7 separate regions of the Homo sapiens genome follow, and all the other regions are linked to region 6. A link is a loop called in an ENCODE intact Hi-C map of the cell type or tissue named here. Cell type or tissue: PC-3. All regions are shown on one strand. Region 1 has its middle 160 kb from the start of LINC01994. Region 2 has its middle 230 kb from the start of LINC01994. Region 3 has its middle 3.6 kb from the start of LINC01206. Region 4 has its middle 240 kb from the start of LINC01994. Region 5 overlaps LOC101928882 (a long non-coding RNA gene). Region 6 has its middle 26 kb from the start of LINC02031. Region 7 has its middle 4.2 kb from the start of LINC01994.

Region 1 (4,000 bases), 290 kb before region 6:
GAACCAAGTGAATTCTATCCTTCACACCAGATGATAAGCTGAGTCAGCATTTTGCTAAATCAGGATAAAAAATTGTATTTAATTATTGTCTTTCTGATGATCAGTTTGAAAAAGACCATTCAAGCCTTTGCTAATTATTCTTCCTTGGTATAGGCCTTGGTTTTTATTTATAACAGAATCAGAAGAAAAGTTTGCCCACTTCGTTACCTACCATGATTTCCACTGAAATCTTTTGCAAAGTATGTGTTTTCATAACTCTAGTTTCAGGAGGTGCTCTCTAAAAAAGTTCAATGAGAAAGAAGTTTCACGGTCAGAGATTTTAGGGACAGATTACAAATTATGTCACTTCTTGCACATTTACAATAGACATTAGCATAGTAAAGCCACTGAGAAGTCCTACAGTGAAAAAACCTATGTAATTTTATTTCACTAAGACTCCCTAAACTATCTGACCACAAAAGCCTGTTTTCAAATAACACCTATTAACATCCTGTGGAACAGTGGTCCATTGAACGTCCTCAGAAAGGATGCATTAGAGAGCCAGGAGACATCCAACAAGGCCAAGATATTTTCTAACCCTCAACTTTACTAAATAACTGGCCAATTTAATTGCATTTATTCAATTACCTAAATATTAATCATTTTAAAAGTATACATTTTAACATCAACTATCTTACTGTAAAATTCTAGTCATTTAATACAAGCACCATATCAACACAGTGTCTGCCCTTTAGGAACTGCTAGTATTTTTGGAAAGAAAAAGATGCATTTCCTTAAAGGGAAGTTGCACAGAAAGGCCACATGTGATTATGTAAAAATTAGTGGGGCAGAATTAAGCACTATGAAAGTTGAAAGGAGGAGGGCAATTGAATCCACATTATCCACTTTTAGAGACAATGGCAAAACCCATACACACCCTTTGTTCCCTTCTGCCTGTCATTTTTTCTTCCTTTCCCAGAGACACTCAGAATGCAAAATGTGTTATTTGTTCTGTGCCCACAGCTTTGGCAGGTTGGGATCCCTACATTGTTAAGCCTAAAGGCATTCAATATTAGAATTTATTGTCAGGAAGTCATAGATCTTAGGTCAGGGTTAGAAGAAAACTCTTACCCTCATCTAAGCCACCACATCCCTTGTCCTGGCCCCCAGTGGTATCCTTGCTGCCACCCTGGCCCCCTTATACATGGTTCCCCAGGCAGCAGCCAGAGTGATTCTTTTCAAGTGTAAATTGGACCCGGTCTTTTTTTCCAGTGGCTTCCCATCACAATTAAAATAAAACCTAAATTCTCACCACAGGCTACAAAACCCTGCAGTGATCTAGCCCCTGGCTACCTCTCTCATCTACCTCCTACCACACACCTCCCTCACAGAACTCCAAACCCACTGGGCATCTCCTGCTTCTCCTTTGAAGGCCTGCACACTTGCTGCCCTCTTCCCCACTGTGGCATTTCTCCTCGCTTCATCAGGTCTCGGCCCAAATGTTGTCTCCTCAGAAAAGCCATCCCTGGACCCCTTACCTTAAATAGCGCCCTTATTCCACACCTCACTTCCACTTAATCCTCCATTCTCCCTCATCCTCTTCATTTTTCTGCAACTGGCTTATTGCTTTTTAAAAATATTTATGTATTTACTTGTTGACCTTCTTGAGGGAGGGGACATAATTCTGTTTCATTCAATGTTGCAGTTCACAGTGTCTGGTACACATGAGGCATTCCATAAATATTTGTTGAATGAGTTAGTCAATCAATGAATGATTGAATGAATAAATTTATAGTAGAATAAACATGCACAGCAAAGCAGGATATACGCCAAAAATTATCTGAATAAATTAGGAAGTACATACCTTCTCATAAAAATCCAGCAGGTGAGTAACTCTTATGGTGGCACAGGAATTCCAAGAACTTCCTCTGAAGAAAGTCACTTCTAGCTGGGTGGCTTTGCATAATTCACTTAGCTTTTTTGTGTCTCCAGTTCTCTTAACTGCAAAAGGAGGACAATAATAACTACCTTGCAGGATTATTGTGACAATTAAAAAAGATAATGTGTATGAAGTTCATAGGCCAGCTGTCTTCCACAGTGGATGGTCATTATTATCAATTCGCCAAAGCTTCTTTTATAGAATTTCCTTAAATAGAAAGGTGCCTTTCATAAGTTCAAAGTGAAGGCCATTTGGCCTGCTAATACATGAGAAAAATAATTAGTTATTCATGAAATGTATGGTAAGTATGAAGCAAATAAGTTTTTTAGATTATTGTTTTGAACTACCTAGACCACAAAGCCCCTCAGCATTCTGAGGATAGGGACATGTGATACATCACCTATGCACTAATGTTTTTTACTTTCAGGGGACCTCTTAGCTTATCAGGAGAAAGCTACATGAAGAGTTTAAACAAGAAAACCCTTTGGTTTTGAAGTAATTTAAGAACTACAAAGAAGATGTGAAAACAGTATGGATTCCATATAACCATCACCCAGCTTCCACCAATGATATTGTGCACAACCATAGTAGAAAGTCGAAACCAGAAAATTAACACTGGTCCGATTCTATTAACTTAGATACAAAACTTATTTGAATGTTTATGGAGGATCTTTTCTAATCTTGAAGTTGGGAGCTAATTGGGATCATATCTTGGTTCCATTAATCAGGCAAATGAGACAAACTTACAGATTAGTATATAAAGCTCTAATTTATATAATTATTTTCCTTTTCAAATAATTTTAGAATTTAAGAAGCTGTTAGTTTCTACCTACCTAGAAGTCTGGTCTACGCATTCTGAAAAAGCAAAACACAAAGCCCTTCACAGTTCTAAAGAAATGCAGATATGAGAATCCCTGATTTTAACCTCTAAGCTCAAGGCCCATATTTCCCTGAGAAATGAATTCCTCCTTTTCCTGTTAGTTCTGGATATTGCTGTGCATTAGTGTTGAAAGGGAAATAAAGCTGAGGCAGGCCCGAAATTCAGCAAGCACTTAGACTCCAGCTAGAGGAGGACTACGACAGAGAGGAGCCATCCACATGCCTAGGGAGGGCCTGAAGGTCCTGTGAGAGACATCCTTACTTGTGCTCCTTCAGCCTTTGCAAGTGCAGAAGCCACCTGCAGCCGGGCTGGTCACACACAGAAGGGCACATACCACCTGTTCCTCACCCAGGCGGTATTCTCCTTGCCGCAAAGCCTCCCGACTCACCACTTCTTCCAGTTCTGAATGTGACAAATTCGCATCAAGTGAAATTTGTTAATTTGACGTAACAAAAAGATATGCAAAAGCGTTCTTTAAAAAAACATCTAAAAATACTAACACAAAGTCAGCTATAAGTGAGGTACTGTCATTTTTTCTGTTTCATTAACTGAACGCTTCTGTTTTCCTCTTTTGTGTAACCCCACCCTGCAGGGTGGTCCACTTGAACTAATGAAATATGGCTTTAAGTGTATCAGGGTGGAGATGACTCATGCTCCATAATTAGAGTGCCTTGGGACTGAAAAACAGAGCTTTTGGTTTCAGGGCCATCCAGGTTTCACTTTTGATTCTTTATAAGATTTTTCCAAAATGTGAAGATCTTGTTCCAGAGAATAAAAAGATTGATCATGGCAAAATTATATCAGAGTACCTCTCTTTTCCCTTAATTCATGTTGTAATGAAAGAGTATAGACTATGGAGCCAGGAAAGATGAGTTTGAATCCTAGCTCCACAATTTACTGAATGTTTGAATTTGGGCAAATCATACCCTCAGTTTCCTCATCCGTACAATGGGTAATATAGTATAATACTATCTACTGGGTTTGTTTGGTGAATCAGAGAAGGTCATAAATGTGAAAGTCCTTTGCAAATAAAAGAATTTTACAGGTATGTGCCAGGCGCGGTGGCTCATACCTGTAATTCCAGCACTTTGGGAGGCTGAGGCAGGCAGATCATGAGGTCGGGAGATCAAGACCATCCTGGCTAACACGGTGAAACCCCGTCTCTACTAAAAATACAAAAAATTAGCCAGGTGTGGTGGCAG
Region 2 (4,000 bases), 360 kb before region 6:
GGCCTGTCTTGAAGTCAAGCCCAAATTGAAATCACTGCTGGCAGGGACAGGAAAAATAGAACATTTGACAATAAGAGTGACAGATGAAGCATTGGGGACCTTGAAAGGGAGAATAACTCAAGCTATGACCCAGGACAGAAATACTGCACCTTAGTAAAATACCTGCCCAATCTGTAAGTTAATAGGCAGGTACATTTGCACATGATAATGGGCTAAATCCAACGCTTGGTAGAGTTGGTATTATTTTCCATGTTCATGTTTAAAAGGAAAGCTGAACATGCTTCATAGAAAGAACCTTTTGATTATAGACCAACTGTTCATCACCACACTTCCTGGGGAAAACATTTTTATTTGGTTATATAAAAGGGTAACATTTGTTAGAAATATATCTAAAGATAGAACTTCTGAAATTTGTCTACTCTTGCTACAAATGATTATTTAACATTTATAAGAGTAAAGTTAAAATATTTAAATGTACATGTGTGTATATATATATGTGTGTATATATATATGTGTGTGTATATATACACATATATATGTGTGTATATATATGTGTGTATATATGTATGTGTGTGTGTGTATATATATATATATATGATAAAGGCAACTTCATATAATATCATATAATATCCCTTGATTCATTGGCGGAAAGGAGAAACTTTGTATTTCATGACTTATAAAATCCATTAGTTGCATCTCAAATTTCTTTTTTTTTTTTTCTTTTTCATTGTACTTCAGTTCTGATTACTTGGATTAGGGGGAGAAAACTCAGTAGGATCTGCCAATTTTTAGTGATTTCTGTCATCAATTCCTGATTGCCTAGGATTGCTTTGTTGTTCACCTTAGATGCCTTTAAAACATGATTTATTTAAGCCTATTCACTCTTAGTTGGTTTGGTGATTGGTAGTAAAGTTGTTTTGGTGTCACCCATTGGAGTGAGAATTTTCCCCACATGATGGCCATTGTAGGTCTTTCACATCAGGTGTACTTTACTTCTAGAGTTGTCAGAAAAGAATTTAACTCCAGTAATTAATTATTTGGGATAAGTTTCCCAAGGAGTCCTCAGCTTAGGCTACATTAGAGGCACTGCATTCTATTCATATAATATGAAACCTTTTAGGTCATATGAGTAATTAAGTTTTACATCATTGTGAAATAAACACATACGCCTACGATTTCACCGAAGCATGTAAGTGGATGGTTAAGAAGCAAATGTGTGTTTCCCTTTGTGGATAATAATGGCAGACAGTCATATTGTTTATTTTGCCTTTGATATGAATTTAAATCAAATAAAGATGGTTCAAGTTAGCACAGGGAAAATCCAGTTGCTTCCCTGGGTCCATCAGCATCTTAATCCGTTTTTCAAATGTTTTGGAGTTTTGCAAAGCTTGAAACTTTTTTTTTTTTTTTTACCATGCCCCCTTTCCCTTGTTTTATAAGCCAATATAATTTTAAAGAAAAACTTAATCCATATGTTTGTGATTCATTTTTACTAAACTCATCAAAATGGTGTTTTGTAAGAGTGATTTGGTGTCCAACAAGTCTTTTGAGTCTCTCTGTAACAGGCCTTCTTAATGCCATTTCTCTTTGAAGCAAGAAGTTGTGTTTTGCCAACAGTAGAGAAATTCAAACCCCCAAAGGGTTGAAATCAGTTTGAAACTTCAAGCCTAAGGACTCTGTGGGGTTCTATACTTGGCAAATGGCTACTTCCCTTCTAACTTTGAAATACCTTATTTTCCTCTCACAAGAAATGCTCTACTGTTTTGCTAAAATATGTATTTAAAATAATCTTCAGATTCTTTAATACATAAAAATATATACATTAAAAAGTGGGGCCTAACGTTTAATTTATTCTAAAGCAATATTATTTGATTATCCATTTGGATTTTCCTTTAATTCTCATTTTCTGACCCTACACATCTTTGTGATTTGGATTTACCCAAAGATTTACCAGAAAAGATGACCATGATGATCCTACAAGCTGGAAATAAGTGCTGGGTAGTTATTGGCTTTCTTCCCCAGGTTGCTCAATAAAGGACATATTACTTAATGTAGTACGCTAATGTCTCACACTATATTTCATACTTTTATTTATGTTGACAACCAAAACTTCAATGCAGAAGATTTTGAATAATATGCTCTATGTCACAAGGTGAACCATAATTCACAGTTGTAGATGTTTGCTAGTTTTTCAATGTAGTTCATTTCTATTTATATGTTTAAAGGAAGACCTGTATAATTTCCGTTAGTTTTTATACAATAGGCAAGAGGAGAGAGAGTGAGAAAGAGAAAACAAAATAGTATGTACAGCAAGTTAAATATCCAAACCACTATGGTCCTTTGTCCTGACTGCTTTCTGGCCATGAAGTGGGAGTGCCCTCTAGTGAAACTTTAAAATCATTGGAAGATATTGGGTGTAACGTGGTTAAGGTTTTCTCCTAAATTCTTTTCTTCAAAAATCTTTGGGCATTAACAATTTGCATAAGTTTTGAATGAGAGTTAGAGAAAAACACAAAATACCATCAAGTAAAACTATTTCTTTGGGAAACAAATACAAATGAATACATTACTGTCAATATCAAAAAGTACATGTCTGCATATCTTTGTCATCTATCTGTTTATCTATCTATCTATCTATCTATCTATCATCTATCTATCGAAAGATCCCAAGGACACATAAGTAGCATATAACCCACAACAGGGCTATAGTTATCTAAAAGAAAACATATAAAAACATAATTACCCACTTCTCAAGAAGATGAATAATAAATAAGTTACTTTGGAATGTGAAAATAAGGCAGTAGTAGCAATACACACGAGTAAATAAGAAGTGAAAAATACATCTTGTCATCTATATTATTCCAAATCTCTTTGTAGAAAGCAGCACATGCTCATTGTGATAAAATCTGAAAAAGTTCAAGGCCAGGAGTCAGAGTTCTTACCCTGGACTTCACTTACCAGCTGTGTGAGCTTGGGCAACACATTTAACCTCTCTGAGCCTCAGGGTCATCATCTGCAAAATGGGGCTTAAGAACACCTGCCCTACCACCTCATAGGGTAGTATTGAAGGAGATAAAGTATGGGAAAGGGCTTTGAAGTAGATAAAGTTCTATACTGTGAAGGTATTATTTTTCTGACTTCTTTCTACTGAGGAAATTTCAAGCAAAGTCCCCTTTCAGGATGAAGAGGGAAAGAAAGAAGACCCTCCTAAAATTCTCTGGAGTCAGGAATCATTGACAAAACATCTTTCTTCCCAATCAAAAAAGAGTCACAGAGAAAGAAACAGGTGGCGCCCGAGGAAGGATGCAGGGTTAGACATTACCATCGTGGAGCCGCCAGCTCTCCCGGACTAGGCTGACGCCCACGTGGAGGGCCCTCGGCCAGGAAGCATGGCCTGGGCAGCCTGTGCTGGAGCCGGCTGGGCAGCAGCTGGTGGAGGAGTCAGGAACCGCGTCCCCTCGGGTTTACAGCAGCAAGAGTTTCCGTGAGTCTAATCTCCACCTTGCACAGAGAGAAGCTCAGCAGCACGTATGCTCCGCACCTCTGTGCTTTTAATCCCCCTCTCCGTGACCATCCATGCAAAACCGTTCCCTCTTTGTTGTCTTTTCAAAACTGAAAATATTTTCATTTTGTTTATGCCAACATAATAAACTCTTCATCTGAGCAAACAATCTGATTTTTCCTTTTAGTTGCAGTGAGTTTAATTTCAGATTTGTGCTGTAACAATTCCTTACTTTTCTCCACATAAAGCTTGTTTTCAGTGAGATGTGGTTTCTCACTAGCTGTGTTTGCTTTGAAGAGAGTTTTACGTACTTATTTTTAAAATCAACTTGTATAGGCACTTTAAATCAAGGTATTAAAATTTTCAGAACATTCAAAAACTGTTCCCTTTTTTTTTACAACAACATAGGTATCTCCTATGTATTTATTGCCTAGATTTTCACTATTTATCTTCTGGATGTACATCTTTCTTTTGTCCGGAGTGAGAAACTGTTTCTAG
Region 3 (4,000 bases), 670 kb before region 6:
AGCCAGGCATGGTTGCACGCACCTGTAATCCCAGCTACTCAGGAGGCTGAGGCAGGAAAATCACTTGAGGCTGGGAGGCAGAGGTTGCAGTGAGCCGAGATGGTGCCACTGCACCCCAGCCTGGGCAACAGAGTGAGACTCCATCTCAAAAAAAAAAAAAAGAAAAAGAAAAAAGAAAAAGAAAAGCAACTTAGAAAGGGAAAAATATGGATATGGAAAAGGGAAAGCAAAAAGTAAGATAGCAGCCAAAACAATAGCAATAAATTAACATTACTGATTGCTTTATTAATATTATGGGCTAGCACCCTGCTAAGTGCTCTACAGGAAACATTTTATTTAATCCTTAATAAATTGGGATGAGATAATGCTATTCTTTTTGTATAGATGAGGAAATGGGACTTAAATATATATTAAGTAAGCTGCCCAAAGCCATGGAGCCAATAAATATGTGTAGCCCAGTGATTGGAGGGGATGAAGGGCAAGGCACTCATGGATGTTAAGGGGCATCGTGGGAAGGGTAGAGAGGAACACTGGGACAGGTCATGGAGCGTCTTTGATATGGAGGCTGACCATGCCAGTAGGCAGTGGGGAATCCTTGAAACATTTTTGAGCACTGGAGTGACATATGAAAGGGCATCTATGAGAAAATCATTTTATTTTTATCCTTAAACTCTCCCCACTCTCTGATGAGAGGTGGAAACCCTGTGTCACTCCAGATTTATAGATGCATTCAGTGATGGCAGGTGGTGATTACAAAGGAAGATCTGAAGATAAAGCTGGAGCAGGATGACCTTCTCCTTTCATCCCTGCCTTGAGGGCCCCAGCTGGGACCTAAAATAGTCTAATATATATTGACACCTGGTTAGGTCCAACAGTGCTCCAGGGAAAAGAGCATAAGCTCTGAGACAAGAAGGACCTGGATTCAAATCCTGGCTCTGCCACTTTCTAGCTTTGTGCACATTCCTGAGTGTCTAGTTACTAGTCTGTGAATCCTAGTGGGAAGGGACTGTGCCCTGTTCACACTGTGAACAATGCCTGACTTAAAGGCTTCACAATCATTCTTTTTTGAGTAAGAAGAGAATGGAGCTTTCTGAGGCTTTATCTCTTCATCTGTAAACGAGGATTATCACAACTACTTCATAAAGTCTTGTCTCTCATAAACCTAGGAATTGCAAACAATCCAGGCCCTTTCTGGACAGGGAGGCCTATGTCTCTGCTGCCATGTTATCCTGATTTCCCATGTTTTGCCATCAGGGTGGGGGTGGGAAGAGATGATGATTCCTTGTTATTTTGGAAAGTAATTTTTTCTTGATTATTAAAGTAATACATGTTTATTTTATATAGAATTTGGAAAAAATTCAAAGAAATTTGAAAAAATAGAAAACAGAAAGTAAAAACATGTTCCTGTAAGATAATATGTATTAGTGTTCATGTTTTAGACAATTTTTTTAGTCTTTATTCTTTTCCTCTACATATACATTTTATGTAATAAAATTGTGATCATATTGAATACAACTTTCTAACCTGTGTTTTTCTCCAGTACCATTTTATCATGAGACTTTCCCTAGATCTTAAACCGTATTTCAAAATAGGATTTTTAATGTCTGTATAAAATTTCATTATGTGAACTTCCTTTACTTTATTAAAACTTTCTCTTACTTTCCAACAAGTGCTTGGTTTTCAGTTTTTCAGTATTGGAAAGGACATGGCAAGGCACCACCTCACTAGTGGGCGCTCAAAGGTTGCTTCCAGGCTGACTGATTCAGAATTACCTGGGTAGCTTTTAAACCAGATTTCTCTCTTCCACCCTAGATTCCTGAAGAGGGAGGTGGCTATTAAGAAAAAAAATAAAAGGACCCTCCAGGTGATCCTGTTGTAAATTAGGAACCACTAATCTTGAGTTCTCAGAGGACTGTTTTTTCGTTTTTTTGTTTTTTTGTTTTTTTTTCATAGCTGAAATCCTCTTGCCCCACACAGTGCCTGACACAGTGGGTGTTCTGTAAATACTTACTGAGTGAATTAACAAATCTTATATTCTGCATTTTAATTCTGGTTCTTGTTTCCTTAGCGGAGTCTTGAAGGTAAATTGTTGGGTTAAAATTTTCATTTTAAAAAACATTGATGGTACTTTTTAAATAAGTACTTTCTCTAAAAATCAATATATATTTCTTTTTCTTTAGAAATACATATTTTTCTTTTTTCTTTTCTTTTTGAGACAGAGTCTCGCTCTGTCGCCCAGGCTGGAGTGCAGTGGCGCGATATCGGCTCACTGCAAGCTTCCGCCTCTGGGGTTCACGCCATTCTCCTGCCTCAGCCTCCTGCGTAGCTAGGACTACAGGCGCCCGCCACCACGCCCGGCTAATTTTTTTTTTGTATTTTTAGTAGAGACGGGGTTTCACCATGTTAGCCAGGATGGTCTCAATCTCCTGACCTTGTGATCCGCCTGCCTCGGCCTCCCAAAGTGTTGGGATTACAGGCGTGAGCCACCGTGCCTGGCCCAGAAATACATATTTTTCTTATAAGAACAATATAGATTCATAATATAAAAATTTCAAAATGTAGATATGTAAAAAGAAAAAATCATATAATATGCACACACATATATGTATATGTATATTTCCATTCAGTTCTTTTCCTGTATATATATATGTGAATATATGTGAAAAATATATATTAGCCACATATCATGCAGTAAACAAAATGTTGTATAATCTGCTTTTTCTTTGTGGGTCTCACAATCATTATTTTAAATCCTGGTTTGGCAGTTTTTGCAATTATATTTCTAGCCTGTTAATAAATAATACCTAGTCTATTAAATCTGTGTGTAATAGGGATCTATTTTCATGGCTGAATTTAAACATTTCCAAAATCATTACTAAACACAGTTTAAAAATATTTAGTGAAACATTTTGTTTGGTGTGGTGTAGACTGCAAGTTTTCATACTTTTTGCATTTATAGGAACTGGTAAATATCTTTTGGGGAACGGCATGGAAGTGACATATTAGTAAAGCCATTTAAATAACCTAATTACCATCTACTACTATATCAGAGAAGAAATGATATTTTAATGTAGAAAATGTAAATGCATTTACTTTTCTAAAAATTAAAACTCAGTTTGAGATGTGCAGACCCTATGTCACTTTAGAAATGTAAAATGTCACATAGCAATTGTAGAGGATGTATTCTGGGTAAGAAGGATAAAGCTGAGAATAAGTTTGCTAATTTTGCCCCAGACTGATGAAAACATCGTCATTAACCAGCTCCAGTCCTTCAGTATCCACTAGATAAATGCATGTCTTGCTTCTTAGCCATTGTATTTTCCTTCACTTATTTGTGGGCTCCTAGAAGGGAGAAGTCATGTTTAATTCATCTTTGAAGTCCTAGTGCTTAAGACTGTGCAGTTAGAGTAAATGGAATGATTGTGAGAAAGCACACTCCATTTCTGAACTACTTTCTTTTCACTTTGTCACTCAACTTTCTCTAAGTTGCTCTTTAAATTGGTATTCATTATTTGAGCAAAAGATTTAGGTCACAGAGTTGGGGAACAGACCATTTTTATGCAGTTACAAACTTGATTTTCAAGATCTGGCAAGATTGAAGAAAGATGTTTAATATACATTATCTTTACATCTAGCAACTCAAACCATAGAGGAGCATGAACACAGGATTACTGTTGTACAGGTCATGTTAGAACTGCTTTGCAAATTTGGTCCCTACTTTAATGTCCCATTGCTATTTTGTGTTTCCTCTACCAGAGGCTCCATTCTCTTATCTGTCAAGCTCCTCCTCCTCCTTTAAAAGCCCAGGTCAAATGCTCCTTCCTCTACGGAGACTTTTCCCCCCTTTTCCTTCAATGTCTCTAAACTGGGCAGAAGCAGTCATTTCCATCTTCATGCTCCCATTATGATCTGTTCATGCCTAAATTTTATCACGCCATTGTGCTTTTCTGTTAAATATATAAGGGTCTATCTTTGGTGCATGTTGAAGTTCCCTGAGGGA
Region 4 (4,000 bases), 370 kb before region 6:
GCCAACGAGACAGAGTTTTATCTTGAAGGAAATAGGGCATCGCGGAAGGTCTTAAGCAAGGAAATGGCACAATCAGTACTGTGTTGTAAAGCAGTCATTTAGCAGCTGAAAAGTGGAACTGGTGATGGGGCAGGAAGAGACTGCAAGTCTGTGAGGCAAACGATGAAAATATTATTAGTTATCTTTCTATGGATGATACATTTTAGATGCCTGTTAGTTTACTTGACCAAATTCTCAAGGCTCCCCAGGGGAGTTTCTTGAGGACAGGGACCCATGTTTTTTACTTTAGTGTGCTTTCCTCTGTCTAGACAATCCTAGTCCATAAGGCACTTGCAAATCGCTGCTGAATCAATGGCAAATCTAGGGTGAGGAATCAGGTTTCCAGTGCTCCAACTAGAGCTTTTTCTATACCCACACAGTGGTTTCCCAAGAGAGTTTTATTTTGGAAATGATTAGAGGTTGGGGTAGCATTTTTGTGTAGTAGAGCCCAGCACCATTAGACCTTTTGTGAATACTGAGTGGAGCAGGCCAGTGTCGGAGAGGGGAGCTAAAGAAGTAAGAAAAAGCCGGGCGTGGTGGCTCACGCCTGTAATCCCAGCACTTTGGGAGGCCAAGGCGGGCAGATCACCTGAGGTCGGGAGTTCGACACCAGCCTGACCAACATGGAGAAAACCCATCTCTACTAAAAATACAAAATTAGCTGGGCGTGGTGGCACGCGCCTGTAATCCCAGCTACTCGGGAGGCTGAGGCAGGAGAATTGCTTGAACCCAGGAGGCAGAGGTTGCAGTGAGCCGAGATTGTGCCATTGCACTCCAGCCTGTGCAACAAGAGTGAAACTCCATCTCGAAAAAAAAAAAGAGGTAAAAAACGAGTGTTCCCTTTAGTCTCCAGTGCATTATTAGACTGTGAGGCATTTTGGTAGGAGCTGCAGCCGGTAGATGGCTAAAGAGGAGGACTTTGGGCAATCCAGAGTCAGAGTGAGGTCATTAAGCTCTTGGGAGAGGCAGGAGGGAGACAGAGACGTTTCTAGGAAGTAGTAGAGACTAGGTTAGGAGATAGGAGGAGCCCTGCTTTGACATTTTGCCGCTGGCCTGCACCCTCCCCACCCCTCTACCCTAAAGGCAGAGAGGGAGCTTTTGAGCTTCCATCTTTGTCTAGTCAGTTCCTTTTGTCATTAGGCACCCATCAGCTTCGGCCCACCCAGAATGTAGAAGTGATGTATAAGAATGTGGATAAAGGCTGCACAGCACAGGGCTGCATGGGCTCTTGAATCTGAGCTCTGGAATATTTTGGCCTCAGTTTTCTCATCTGTAAAATGGAAATAATAGTACCCACTTCAGAAAGTTGCTCTGAAGATTTAATAGATGATGTTTGTAAAGAGTTCAGCATAAGTGTCTGACCCAAGTTAGGCACTGAAAAAAAGATTTGCATTGATTATTTTCAGGAGCTGGGGAGGTGAGAAGGTCATGGAACCAATAATTGATGGCCCCAGAGATGCATCTCTCAATAACGACATTAAACTTCACAATTGGCCACCAGATGGCTCTTGAGAAACTTCCCTTATGTCCATATCTGCTCCTGGTGTGGCTGAGGGATCGGCCTCCATTGTAACAAGCACAGACACCCAGGGTAGTGGAAGAGGGAAGGCCCTGGCGACAGCCAGCGAGTAGAACCAACAGAAGGCCTCAGGAAACCCTGGGGTGGCCACCCACGAAAGCAACAGCCAGCAGCTGGAAGGAATGCTTAGAAATGTGTCTGCATAACCATATTTTAAAACATACCAGACTAACCCAAACTAGGAAACAAAGGAAATATAGTCATATCTTCAAATGCAGCCTATCCAGCACACTAACCCTAAGTGTGACCCAGGAAAATTTGAGGAATTGAAGTACAAAAGAGGCTGTATTTCTTCTATCATCCTATTTATCATGGACATCACATACAAAAGTAAATAAAATATTCAAAAAATATTAGAAAAACAGGCAAATTCTTATTTACTTTCAATAACTCAAAGAATCTTTATTCAAAAGAAAAAAATCCATAGCAGTGGGTTTCTCCAGAAAAATTTCTGATTGAAATATTTACTCATTAGCATTTGCACTGATACATTTTTCCAATTATTATAAGAACCTTGGTATATCTCATAGACACTAAATCAGTAGAAAGATCAGTTGAGAACATATATAATAAAGTGTGAAATTGTATTTAAGTTATACCTAAAAAAACAGAGTTAAATAAATAAATAAAATTTATACGTTCTTCAAAAATAAAAACATTTGATATTCACTTTTTTTTTTTTTTTTTTTTTGAGGTGGATTCTCACTCTGTGGCCCAGGCTGGAGTGCGTGACACGATCTCGGCTCACTGCAAGCTCCACCTCCCAGGTTCAGTAGATTCTCCTGCCCCAGCCTCCCAGGTAGCTGGAACTACAGGCACGTGCCACCACGCCTGGCTAATTTTTGTATTTTTAGTAGAGATGGGGTTTCACCATACTGGCCAGGATGGTCTCGAACTCCTGACCTCATGATCCACCCACCTCAGCCTCCCAAAGTGCTGGGATTACAGGTGTGAGCCACCGCGCCTGGTCGATATTCACTTTTAAAAATCTGGCCTAAGCCAATGGACAGAAATTAAACCAATTAATTATGTACAAAGATGAATATTTATTATAGAATTATTATAATGGTAATTATTAAAACTGAACTAAATGTCCAACAACAGGGGACCTGTTAAACCCATGCAATAGAATGTTATATAGTTATTAGAAATGACCAGCCTGCCCAACATGGTGAAACCTCGTCTCTACTAAAATACAAAAATTAGCCGGGCATGGTGGCACACACCTGTAACCCCAGCTACTCGAGGCTGAGGCAGAGGAATCACTTCAATCTGGGAGGCGGAGGTTGCAGTGAGTCGAGATCACACCACTGCACTCCAGCCTGGACAACAGTGAGACTCCATCTCAAAAAAAAAAAAAAAAAAAAAGAAATGATATATGTTGATGATTTTAAAGACATGAGAAAATGCTCAAAATATAATAGTAAATAAAAAGGATGCAGAACTGCAAATGAAGTATGATATCACTTATATGCACCATAACAAGACTGGGAGGAAGTTACCAATTAGCATGCTAAACTGTTTAACAATGGTTATCTTTGGGTGGTAAGATTATGGATGATTTTCATTTTATTTTCTATTATAAATATTTCCTAACTTTATATACTATATGCATATAATACTTTTTAATTGATTTAAAAACACAATAAAAAAAAAACCCTGCACAGTTATAGTTGTTTTAGGCCTTATGAAAGGAACTAATTATTTCTGTTCATAACAAATTCCACTAAACTTTATAATAGATATAAAATACGAGTTTTGAACAGAGTCCACTCCCACCCCCAGATCTCCCAGTCCCCAAGAGATTCTGATCTCTAAAGCTATTCACAAATTGCAGCACCTGCCCCACCCCACCCCATTGTTTTCTCTATCCACTGGTAAATTTCTGTCTTAAAACCCACCTTATTCTTTCTCTCTTATATTAATGAGGTAGAAAAAAAAAGATAATAAACAGCCACACTGAGCGAGAAGGTATATATGGGTGCTTTGTGGCATTTTGTTGTTGTTGTTGTTTTGTTTTGAGGTAGAGTCTTGCTCTGTCACCCAGGCCGGAGTGCAGTGGCACAGTCTCGGCTCACTGCAACCTCCAACTCCCGAGTTCAAGCAATTCTTCTGCCTCAGCCTCCCCAGTAGCTGGGATTACAGGCATGCACCACCACGCTCAGCTAATTTTTTTTGTATTTTTAGTAGAGATGAGGTTTCACCATGTTGGTCAGGCTGATCTCAAACTCCTGACCTCAAGTGATCTGCCCACCTCGGTGGGTGCTTTGTTCTGAGTCAAAACAGTATTATAAAAACAAATATATGATTTTTAAAAAAGCAATCCCTTGTTTTACAAACAATTCACATTCGTAAGTTCACCTTTAGAATCTACAGCAATGA
Region 5 (4,000 bases), 1.8 Mb before region 6:
AAATATAATAGATGTTGGCGTGGATGTGGTAAAAAGGGAACGCTTCTACGCTGCTGCTGGGAATGTAAACTAGTACAACCACTATGGAAAACAGTGTGAAGATTCCTTAAAGAAATAAAAGTAGAACTATCATTTGATTCAGCAATCCCATTTTGGATATTTACCCAGAGGAAAAGAATTCATTATACAAAAAAGATACTTGCACACGCACGTTTATAGCGGCACAATTCGCAATTGCAAAAATATGGAACCAGCCCAAATGCCCATCAATCAACAATTGGGTAAAGAAATTGTGATATATATGTACCATGGAATACTGCCAAGCCATAAAAGGAACAAAATAGTGGCATTCACAGTAATCTGGACATAATTGGAGACCATTATTCTAAGTGAAGTGACTCAGGAATGGAAAACCAAACATTGTATGTTCTCACTCATAAGTGGGCGCTAAGCTATGAGGATGCAGAGGCATAAGAGTGATACAATGGAGTTTGGGGCCTTGGGGGAAAGGGTAGGAAGGGGGTAAGGGATAAAAGATTACACACTGGGTACAGTGTACACTACTCGGATGATGAGTGCACAAAAATCTCAGAAATTGCCACTAAAGAAGTTATTCATTAATCAAACACCACCTGTTCCCCAGAAACCTACTGAAATAAAAAAAAATAAATTTTAAAAAATGCTTAACATCTCGAATCACCAGGGAAATGCAAATCAAAATCACAATGAGATATCACCTTGTACCTGTTAGAGTGGACATTATCAAAAAGATGATAGATAAGTGTTGCTGCAGATGTGGATGAAAAGGAGCCCTTGTACATTTTGTAGGAATGTTAATTTGTGGAGCCATTTTGGAAACAGTATGGAGGTTCCTCCAAAAACTCAAAATAGAATTACTATATGATTCAGCATTACTACTACTGGGTATATATCTAAAGGAAGTGAAATTAATATGTAAATGAAATACCTGTACCCTCATGTTTATTGCCACACTATTTACAATAGCCAAGATATGAAACCAATTTAAGTGCCCAGCAACAGATGAATAATTTTTTTTTTTGAGACAGAGTCTTGCCCTGTCACCCCGACTGGAGTGCAATGGCGTGATCTCGGCTCACTACAACCTCTGCCTCCCGGGTTCAAGCGATTCTTCTGCCTCCGCCTACCAAGTAGCTGGGTTTACAGGTGCGCACCACCACACCTGGTTAATTTTTGTGTATCTTTAGTGGAGACAGGGTTTCACCATGTTGGTCAGGCTGGTCTCGAACTTCTGACCTTGTGATCCACCCGCCTTGGCCTCCCACAGTGCTGGGATTACAGGTGTGAGCCACTGCACCTGGCCAAATGAATGTTTTTAAGTTTTACACACACACACACACACACACACACACACACACACACAATGAAATACTACTCAGCCATAAAAAAGCAGAAAAATTTGCAACATGAGTGAATCTAGAGGACATTGTGTTAAGTGAAATAAGCCAGGCACAGAAAGACAAATATCATGTAGTCTCACTTATATTTGATATCTAAAAAAATCACAGAGTAGAATGGTAGTTACTGGAAGTTGAGCGGGGTGAAAAGGGTGGAGAGGGAAAGGGGACATGTTGGTGAGAGGGTATGAAGTTCCAGTTAGACAAGAGGAATAAGTTCTGGTGATGTTTTGCACAGCAGGGTGACTTTAGTTAGTAATAACGTATTGTATATTTCAAAAATTTCTAAAACAGTGGATTTTAAATGTTCTCACCACAAAAAAGTGATAAGTATGTGAGGTGATGGATATGCTAATTGGCCTAATTTGCTTACTCCACAATGTATAGATGCATTAAAGCATCACATTGTACCCCATAAATATATACAATAATTATTTTTCAATTAAAAATTAAGAAAAATAGTTTAAGCTCTCCCCTATTCCTGATTGAATCTAGAATCTGCACCATTTGGTGGAGGTCTGCTTCCTTTGCTTCACTTTTACTCTAGATGGCAGCAGCAGAACAAAATAGAGGAGAAAAATCTGTTCTCAATGAGATGATTCCCTGTCTACTATGTAAAAAAAAAAATCTCAATGTTATTTGAAACAAAATATACCACTTAAAAATTTTCTTTCATTATAGAAATACTTTAACAGTATTTCAATTATTAAAAATCAATGTACAGATGTCTTCATAATTGTTCAACTTGTCAGGACACTAATAAGATATTTACAGAAATTTTTTATGATAATATTTCTGTAAAGACTCACTCACTGCTTATATTAACAGATTTACACTTGGAGGCTAAGGTGTCATGTTTGAATATCAAATACACTTTTTAAATTGATGGAAACATAAGGGATAAATAATCGAAGGGATAACAGAAATTCTCTGGGTGAATATATTACAGAAATAAAACTTTAATATTTCTCTAATAACCATGTTTTTAAGATTATTTCAAATAAAAATATACACATGAAACTGGCTTTAAATATATTAAAATTATAGCTTGTAAGCATTTAAAAAGAAATAATTTTATTATAAAACAACATTTTCCACCATCACACTTTAAACTGTGAGGATTTATGATGCAAGAGAATTTGTAGATGAGATTGCAGAAACACTGGAAACATTATAAAAACAAAGAGACCTAGAGAGGAACCAAGAGATTAAAAGAAAGATGCAAGTTATCATAATTTTCAAAAAGGCACTTCCAGAAAATATAATTTATTTTGCTTGACATTATAGCCTCACAAAACTCTCGTCTAGATTAAACAGAATTCCCAAGAGCTTAGAAAATAGAATTGTCCAAGTTTTGTGCCTTATAGCTCTATATTCATGCCTCTATATTCATAGATTTATGTATTTATTAAGACAATTTTCCTGCAGAGGGCATCAAAATATCTTGGAGAAGGGTTATCTTTTTCCAAATTACACAAAGGTGCCATTTGGACTAATGGTGGCACTGTTATCATGAATCAGAATGGCTTTACTAAATTAAAGCCCTGCCAAACTAAAACTTCCCTTTTTGTGCTAGAATTATTGGCTTAATAAGAATTTATTAATCAGAGCCTTCAGATTATCATTGTCCAATCAGTTATTTAACCAGATAGATGGAGAGGCAGCATAGAATAGTGTCAAGGAGGCAGGCTTTGGGTGGAGATCTTAGTTGGATTTCTAGCTCTGCCATTTACTCATAGGCCCCGCTTATGTTTATGTGAATTGGAAAGCAGCTTGGCATTCTGTGATTGGAACATTAATTTTTTATTTTCTTTATCTAACCATTGCATTCAAGAAATTTAACCTGAGGGAAAAATCAGGAAGGTGGAAAAAGCTTTATGCACAAAGAAATTAATCACTGTGTGATTTATAATAGTGAACAAACTGAAAATGAGGTACAACAGGGAAATGGTTAAGTGAATTACAAAATACAGTAAGATTCAGTAATCAAATGAGCATTTATCAAAGGTTTACAACATGCCATGTATTCTGCCTGGCACTGGAGATTCAGCACTGAACAAGATAGATATGGAATCTGACTTTTCTATGATAATTTAACATCAACTTAAAGTAAGCAGGAGGCAAGCACTTATAACACCATACTATCCACTATACGGTTTATATATGGATATATGTATATGTGTGTATATGCAGAAAAAATACTAGAAGAAAATAAATCAATATGTTAATAATTGTTAGGTCTTTTGTTATAATAATTTTATATACTTTTCAATATTTTCTACAATGAGAATGTTACTGTTAAAATTTTTTTTTTAATTATACAAAATGGCATTATACCAAAGGTAGGCTACAAAAGAAAACAAAATTATCGAATAATGTACTTAAAAGTCAAGATCACTTCATGGTACAGGAAATCCCTTCAGATATAAAGACATATTACATTGTCTTTTCTTGTATTTTGATTTCCATCACAGTGTCCTTTGGAAAGCTCACTTCCTCTCTAGCATTCGGAAGGCCTGTCTGTTCTTATGCGGGGAAGGAATGTGAATGCTAGCAGCACATTC
Region 6 (4,000 bases):
TACAGGCAACAGTGAGCACCAGGTTGGGAACGCTTTGCCTCAGCGGAGTTTAGGCATCATTTAGTAAACAAGGGCAAAGCATGGAGGATTTGAAGAGCAAGGGGAAAATGCTCTCAGAGGTGTTTTAGGAAGAACGATCCGGCACTATGATCTATTTCTCCTTTCCCAGAGAAAAGCCCTACAACCTATGTCCCTCAAAACAATATGTTTATCCTCAATGTCTCTAAAAAGTGCTATGGCCATCCCTAGTAGCATATTAACTGTTTAAATAAAAGCATTATGTGAAAGACTGCAGTCCTTATGTCAGGGTAACATTGAAGGTGCAAGGCACGTGTCAGAAGATGAAATAAACTCAGAGTAACCTATCCCCTCTAGAGTCCTGGCTTTAAATTCAGGTTGCATCATAAATGAATAGGGTTTGGTGGCCTCCCGCCTATCTCCTGGGAACATTTGTTTGATTTACAAAAGTACGACACAATTTGACACACTCAGTATAATTAGCATTCGCTATTTGGGAGAATGCCCCCAGACAGCTAGAATTCAAATGCACCGAAGCCAGACCTGAATTTTTTTTCTCTGTCCTCCTCTTCCATTTTTTTTTTTCCTGCTCTCTCCTTTCTTCATCAGAGGACCATGCAAGCTGGAGATTCGAGGAAGCAAATCCCAGATGTCCCGGGTGCTCTACACACCAAATCAAGCAACAAAATGCATGTTTCAGCCTCTACCGTTCTGCTATGCGTAGAGAACAGAGGCTGTTGTTATATGTTCTGCTCCCCAGACTTCTTCATGCAACTGTTGATTACACAGTGTTGGTTTCACATAAAGAGTTTTTCTGGAAGAAGTCCCATTTCAGAGAGAGGTGCTTAGTATTTAACAGTGCTCCTGCTAATAATGATTAAAGTTATTACTGTTACTTAAATAAAGCAGGGCATAAATACATAGAAGACATTGGGTTAACTACTGCTCACAACATATGAAAATATCCTCTTTTCTCAAGCACAGGAGTTTGCCTGTTCATTTTAAATCTGTTTAATTCCAATTTTAGGGGGCCTTGTGACAGTCATCCAAAAGTTAGCTGCCAAAACTGTGACTATATTAAGCTGTTTATCACACACCAACTAAAGGTGGTGCGTGCTGGTAGACACACAGAAAAGCAAAGAAAATTGGAGCTCATTAGCCAGGGAGGCCAGGAAAGCTTTAGGAAAATTCTGAACTGGGAAATATTTGTTAGAGAATTTTAGTTGTGTTTCTTCTAAGGACAAAAAAAAAAAAAAAAAAAACAATCTAAGTTTATAAACAGAAGCAGCATAAATGAGTTAATTTTAAAGTTATAATAGACAATGAAGAGGTGAGGATAAATAGAAAACACAGACCTCAAACTCCAAGGCAAGTGAACGGAATCTTCAATTTCTTGATCCTTTGGTTTGACATGGTTGACACGCTTCCCATGGCTCACAGCCTGAAAATGCAAGGCAAGAAATTCATTTTCTATTTTTTTTCTATCCAAAAGTTACATGTGTCATTTTAGAATCATCACAAGTTTCAATTGGATGGGATCCAAAAAAATGTCATCTTCCTGTGAGTGCGTAGCAATATAGCAATGCAGAAATGGAATCATAACTGACCTGGAAAACAAGGAGGGCCTCTCCAAACTCCACATCCGAATGGACACACCACATTTGGTTTCTTCTCAGCAGTGACTAATTTTGATTAGATTTGAAGGCCCAATTTAAGCTTAGCCTAGAAGCTGCTTCCACTGCTTATTAGTGGTCTGTGCCCTCATTAACTATCATTGAAGAATGAGGTGGAAACAATCATTCAAGAGCATCTACTCAACTCTACATTCAAAGCCACAGCAGTTTATTTTATCCTTTGGTTTGGTGACGGCTTGGGAAGGGGAAGTCAATTTTCCTTCATTTCTTGGAATAGAATTGGAAACTAATTGCATGTTGCTCTTAAAATTCGTTAAAAAATAGTTTGAAACTAGCCCATAACGTCACATAACCATAGATGACAATTGGCCCCTAATTGTACCTCAAAGTTTAGCCACTGACGGTTCATTTGTATTTTCCTTCTCAACACGCTTTCCCCCTCCCCAGCACCCCAAACAAAACATGCTACTTTTAAATAAGATTTGTGGAAAGTCCTAAATGGGGTACCATAGACGAGTAAACAGTGTCACCTAGTGGGCCAGAGGACACTAGGAAAAGAAGAAAACTAGTAATCTGTACAAATGAAAATACCGGCCAACTGACAGCATTAGGCCACATTTTGCCTTCATTTTTGCCCTCTGTTGTCAACCATGAGCAAAGAAGAAAGTTTCCTCCAGGACACACTAATAAATAATCACAAACAAATAAACGCCAAACCCCACAGCTTTCCCTCTCTAGTTCCCTAATAAAGATCTTACCTAAGTAAAAATAACAGCTGGCATTAATTCAGCATTTACAGAGAGCGGATATTTTGCAGAGAGCTTTACCTGGGGCATCTCACTTGGTTACCCAGAGTCCCATTATTGGTTAGGGAGCTTTGGTGACTTGCTTGAAATCATAGACTCTGACACAGCCCCTGTGGTAACACCTGCTCTGTAGTACCCCCCACACAGCCCAAGGGCAAACAATGAGATCTCGGAGGGACAAATATATGTAATAACAGAATCATTAGACACATATTAAGCATTTACTGTGCCCCAGACTATTTAGGGGATACTAAAATGCACTGACATGGATCCTGCCCTCTAACAAGTTGTCATCTAAAGGATCCATTTGTAGAGTACTTTAGAGTTACTATCATTTCAGGCTATCTTCATGTGCCTACAATGTAATCAAGGTCCTGATTTTAGAAATGAGGTTTTGGGATTCATCCAAGTTCACACAGGTAAGAAGTGGCAGCCCTTCAGATTTAAAGGTGAGTGGATCACTCCACCTCTTGCTGCCTCTTTCACCAGTGCAGCTGCTAGAGATCTCTGGTTTCATGACGAGGTATGGAGGCCACAGACGGCAGAGAGCTGACTCAGAGAACAATTACCACAGGGTTCAGGGGTGGAATGTTCTTTCCCTCTACCATCTCCAAACCATCCCAGCCTGACAGGAATGACCATAAATCAAATCTCTTGATAGATTAGATTAAAACAGATAATTCCCATTCTGTGGGTCTCAAAGAATGAGAACTATAAGGAGATTTTCTTAATTTAAAAAGGGGTGCCGGGCGCAGTGACTCACGCCTGTAATCCCAGCACTTCGGGAGGACAAGGTGGGTGGATCGCCTGAGGTCAGGAGCTTGAGACCAGCCTGACTAATATGGTGAAACCCCATCTCTACTAAAAATGCAAAAATTAGCCAGGCGTGGTGGCAGGCACCTGTAATCTCAGCTACTCAGGAGGCTGAGGCAGGAGGATTGCTTGAACCTGGGAGGCGGAGGATGAAGTGAGCCAAGAGCATGCCACTGCACTCCAGCCTGGGTGACAGAGTGAGACCCCATTTCAAAAAAAAAAGTGGGGGCGGCAGGAGTGGCATACATGAGAAACCTACAGCAAACATACCTAATGGTAAGAGATAGCATGCTTTCTGTTCTCACTCATAGGTGGGAATTGAACAATGAGAACACTTGGACACAGGGTGGGGAATATCATACACCGGGGCCTGCCGTGGGGTGGGGAGAGGCGGGAGGGATAGCATTAGGAGATATATCTAATGTAAATGACGAGTTAATGGGTGCAGCACACCAACATGGCACACGTATACATTTGTAACAAACCTGCGCGTTGTGCACGTGTACCCTAGAACTTAAAGTATAATAAAAAAGTAAATAAATAAAAATAAATAAACAAAAAAATAAAGAGATAGCATACTTTCCCCTGAGATCAGTAACAAGATAAAGATATTCTCTTTCACCAACCTATTCAAGGTCCTAGCTAGTGCAGTAAGATAAGAAAAAGAAATAAAAAGTATACATATTAAAAAGGGACAAGTAAACTGTCTTTACCACAGGTGACATGATT
Region 7 (4,000 bases), 130 kb before region 6:
CTTGAACCCGGGAGGCGGAGGTTGGAGTGAGCCGAGATTACGCCATTGCACTCCAGCCTGAGCTACAGAGTAAGACTCCATCTCAAAAATAAATAAATAAAAATAAAGACATTTGTTCAGCCCTTCAAACTGTCAATGAGTATGTTCTTGGAAAGGTTCCTTGTCATCAAATATAAATTGCAATGATCAAAGGCGAACTACGTATCAATATGTAATGAAAAATAATTTACTAGGAGTCTACATTGGAGGAGATGAACTCTACAGCAGAAATGGTGCACCTCTGGGTTTGCCAAAGCAGAAAAATTCTTGACAGCCTTTCCAAAAGTACAACCAAGTTCTTGTGCCCCAGAGTGGGGTGAGATCTTAGAGAAGAGAGGCATCTATAGGGATTATTTTTGAAGTCTTGTTCACAGGTTTAAGCAGTTACAATCACAAGTCTCTCTGCTCAACCACGACCATCTAGGTTTGCCCATTACTTTATTTTTTAATCTGACACAAAAGGAAAGACGCAGAGGTGAGAAAGGGAGGGGTAGAAAGGTGAATTATACTCTCTGTATCCTGTTCTACCACTTGCCACATTTCTAAATTACCAAGATTCCCAGGCACAAGAGTATGTGTGAATATTTTGTTCTGTTTTTTTACTCAGTACTAATAATACACAAGAGCTGAATAGTTACTGAAACTATTTCCAGTTTCTTGCATTTGATAATAGATGGAGACCCGATTCGAACTGACCTAGACACTTAAATACTATCCCAGACAGAGCCATCCCCAAGTAGGTCACAGAGCTTCTCTGTGTCTGTTTCTTTATTTGCAAAATCATACTGTATCACCTGTCAAATTCACAGATTGTTAAGAATTAAGTAAGTTCATGGCTATGAAACACCTTTAAAACTATGAAGCACTAAAACAAATTCAGTGGATAGTGGCAATTATGAAGAGGATGATGATGGAAATGAGAGAGACTACAAATGAAAATTCTGTATATTTATGAAATTATGGCTTAGTATTTGTCATTTGAGAATTTCAATGTTTTTGGACATATAGGACTGGGATCATAAAAATTCATGAGCATATTGGTGATCCTCAAATAAAATCTGTTTTAAATACATAATGTACACTTTCCAAAAGAAAATTCGTGATGTGCATATTTATATATTTACTAGCACTATCAAAAGGTACCAAAGATGTTAACACTAAGTGCTAAGCATTTTGCATACTTCTGGAAGCTGTTCTTCCCTGCTTTGCCCACATAAGTCACCTCCCTTGAATGATACTTGGGAAGGCCTGGTCACAATCATCTTTAGACATTTGATCTGACTGAGATAATGTCCCATGAAGGTGCTGTGATTTCGGTCAAAGGTGAAATAAACATTTTTCTCAGTATTATTGTCCAAGAGATTTTACTTTTGACACTCTGGGTCTGCCTCAAGTGGCTGCTAGGTGATAGAGGATGAAAAAGAGAAGGAATGAGTAAAACCTGAAGTGAGAACCAGAAGTTTTCCCTAAAAGAAGCTAAGTTTTTTAGGGTGAAGATAAAGATTTAATTTTGCAATATTAATTTCTACTGCCAGTGTAAAACTTTATCTTTCTAGGTATCTGTACACGTCTCTGCCCAAAGTACCCTCCTGCTACTAAGGCAAAGGAAAAACATATTGATTTTTCTGCAAATTCCCATACCTTTCTTTCAAGTTGACTGCTTGGAAATCTATTCAAATTGGAGACTGTATCCTGTTTAGGTAGCTGAAGTTGACAGCAGAGCTTTAATTAATAAGGCGTGCAAGGACAAAGGCACTAGGCCCAAATCAGATACAAGCGACATCTTCTTGTGGCTGCTCTGAGAAGCACAGCAATTATTTATACTCTACCTTGGTGCTCAGGCAGAAGAAATAAGGCTAGAGCATGAAGAGCAATGCTATCTGCCAATATATGAGAATTATAGCATTCTGGATGAACAGAGTTATATTATCCCTGCTTTCAGATAAGTAAACCAAGAATCAGAGTGCGTGGATTACTCTGCAAATGGAGGTAGAAAGCCTGTGCCCTATTTTCTTGTCCATCTTCAATATCCTGTGCTGGGATTTCAACAACACTTGAAATCCTCTTGCTTTCCTCCTTTTGCCCATTATATTCCTTATCTACAGTGGGCATTTTCAGTGCTGCCAACAGTGCCTATGAATCTACGTTCTAAATGTCAGGACCTGCCAAGATTTGTTAATTATCCTAACTCCCTCTGCTGGCGGATTTAACTACAACCCAGATTCAAAACTCAATGGAACACAGTAACTGTTTAAAATGTTTTTCAAGTTAATTCACATCATAAAAGAGTAGGTCCGAAGAAGGAAGAAAACTACAAGGTGAATTTTAGTTGAGAACGTAACTCACTATAATATAAATAAACTGGAGGTTTAATAGTATTTTTTAAACCAGCATCTGGGATAAGATTTGTGAAATATGAAGTAGATAATGTTGGTATAATTTTTCCCCATTCTCTTTTTGTTCCCACACTCCTTTTCATTTTTGTGGCTTGTGATATTTCCCTTTGTCTCTAAGCTCTAGACTTCTACTTAATAAGTACCAATAAAGATTGTATGTTATCCTTAAACAGTGGTAGCATTCCCCACCTGCTAATTGCTTTATTTGTACTTACTGTTTCCGCCCTCTCATCAACAGGGGCTTTAGTATAAAGGGCAATGAAGTAGAACGTGATGAGGCGAACAGGAGCCAGCCGAGTGAATGCTTCTATAATTACACAGTAGCCTGGAGTAGCTCTTCTCAAATCAAATTATGAGCCTGGATTACCTAAAACTCTCAGGACACAGCCCGGGTTTTCATTTGTCTGTAGGTTACTGTCGACAAGCAGCCTTCTTTCCCCTTGCCATTATTCTTCACAGAGATTATCAAAGCTCCCATTCCACTGCAATATTCCCAGAGCAATGAGATGCCATGGAGAAGGCCATTTTCTTAAATGGCTTGCCTGACCCCATGTGCTTTACCACTTATTTTTTTTTAATTTAAAAAAAAACTTTTTTTCATGTTTATAACCACCTCTGTCATTTGCATATCAAAGTTGATTCCCAGCTGAGCTTATTCATGATTCTTTGGCAAATATTTATGCTTTGTCAATGTCCCAACCACCCATAAGGCAACAGGAACAAAAGTCAATAGGCCTCAGCAATGTTTGGATCCTTGTTTGAACACCTGACTATACCCTCGGAACTGTACACTGCACTGGAAATAGCATAGTAATAGGAGGACCAGACTCGAGGTCAGGCCATCTGGAATAGGGGCACAGATCTGATGATGGCTAGCTGTGTGGCCCTGTGACACCCGTTCACTTCTCATTTTCTCCATCTGAAAGCCAAGGCAATTGAACTAGATAATCTCCAAGGTCCCTTCCAGTTCTGTGGTTTCATAGACTCAGCACAGTGCTGCATGGATCATGTGCACAGGAGACTCAGTACATATTTGATTGCAGCAGCTAAGCAAAGCAAAACAGCAATCCATTTCTCAAGTGGTTTAAATGTTTATTAAATCAAGATTTGATGTGTCCAAGATCTGATCAAAAAGTGAACAAAAAATGGTGAGCTTTGGTTGGTTAATGACTCCTAGAGAGAAAATCCAGGCTCAAGTCTTAGCTGTGTGCAGTGTTGGGGTCGGTCTACTAAAGCTTCTAAGAGGGAAGGGTTAGATGATCTCTAAAGTTGTTTCCAACATTGAAATTACAGCTCAAAAAGATAAAATTCAAGTCACCAATTCCTGTACGTAATAGTCAGTGCACTTTATCTTCTTGAGAAAAAAATGGATAATTTTATGAATAATTCTTTTAAAAATCCTCCATTCTGTAACACTCTATAATAAAGATTTTTCGTTTGGTTTAAAATAAGTATTTAAAACGGGCATAGTGATAGGGAAGACAGGTAAGATTATAATCATTACAAAGTTGAGAATTTTTCATATATGGTCATAGTAACGTAGTCTGATATCACACGCCAATTTG

Evidence for each region. A loop is a pair of places that touch in the nucleus more often than their neighbours do. Peaks named below come from ENCODE experiments on the same cell type or tissue, not always from the same donor. Only the 100,000 strongest peaks of a DNase experiment are listed, where the experiment ranks them.
Region 1: it touches region 6 in a loop (2.5-fold over the local background); 3 of 110 quality-filtered maps call a loop at or near these places.
Region 2: a loop joins it to region 6, with 8 times the contacts of the local background. A loop is called at or near these places in 16 of 110 quality-filtered maps.
Region 3: a loop joins it to region 6, with 13 times the contacts of the local background. A loop is called at or near these places in 4 of 110 quality-filtered maps.
Region 4: it touches region 6 in a loop (13-fold over the local background); 12 of 110 quality-filtered maps call a loop at or near these places.
Region 5: a loop joins it to region 6, with 18 times the contacts of the local background. A loop is called at or near these places in 2 of 110 quality-filtered maps.
Region 7: a loop joins it to region 6, with 4 times the contacts of the local background. A loop is called at or near these places in 10 of 110 quality-filtered maps.

Annotation. Positions count from the first base shown.
Region 1 is chr3:182,322,315-182,326,314 of GRCh38, forward strand. No RefSeq gene overlaps it. Among named protein-coding and RNA genes, the nearest start is that of LINC01994, 160 kb to the right of the region's middle. In PC-3, no CTCF peak of the experiment used is centred here; DNase peaks (open chromatin) are centred at 1,007 and 1,747; H3K4me3 peaks cover 429 bases; H3K27ac peaks cover 1,186 bases.
Region 2 is chr3:182,256,386-182,260,385 of GRCh38, forward strand. No RefSeq gene overlaps it. Among named protein-coding and RNA genes, the nearest start is that of LINC01994, 230 kb to the right of the region's middle. In PC-3, a CTCF peak has its summit at 2,378 (motif pointing left); a DNase peak (open chromatin) is centred at 2,366.
Region 3 is chr3:181,946,779-181,950,778 of GRCh38, forward strand. No RefSeq gene overlaps it. Among named protein-coding and RNA genes, the nearest start is that of LINC01206, 3.6 kb to the right of the region's middle. In PC-3, a CTCF peak has its summit at 1,721; no DNase peak of the experiment used is centred here.
Region 4 is chr3:182,247,001-182,251,000 of GRCh38, forward strand. No RefSeq gene overlaps it. Among named protein-coding and RNA genes, the nearest start is that of LINC01994, 240 kb to the right of the region's middle. In PC-3, a CTCF peak has its summit at 1,512 (motif pointing right); a DNase peak (open chromatin) is centred at 1,561.
Region 5 is chr3:180,801,050-180,805,049 of GRCh38, forward strand. The region is part of intron 3 of LOC101928882 (a long non-coding RNA gene); the gene reads right to left. Among named protein-coding and RNA genes, the nearest start is that of FXR1, 110 kb to the right of the region's middle. RefSeq lists an enhancer at 3,682-4,000. In PC-3, a CTCF peak has its summit at 2,011 (motif pointing right); no DNase peak of the experiment used is centred here.
Region 6 is chr3:182,616,139-182,620,138 of GRCh38, forward strand. No RefSeq gene overlaps it. Among named protein-coding and RNA genes, the nearest start is that of LINC02031, 26 kb to the right of the region's middle. In PC-3, CTCF peaks have their summits at 2,183 (motif pointing left) and 2,383; DNase peaks (open chromatin) are centred at 1,563, 2,183 and 3,013; H3K27ac peaks cover 1,791 bases.
Region 7 is chr3:182,488,565-182,492,564 of GRCh38, forward strand. No RefSeq gene overlaps it. Among named protein-coding and RNA genes, the nearest start is that of LINC01994, 4.2 kb to the left of the region's middle. In PC-3, CTCF peaks have their summits at 2,234 (motif pointing left) and 2,441; no DNase peak of the experiment used is centred here.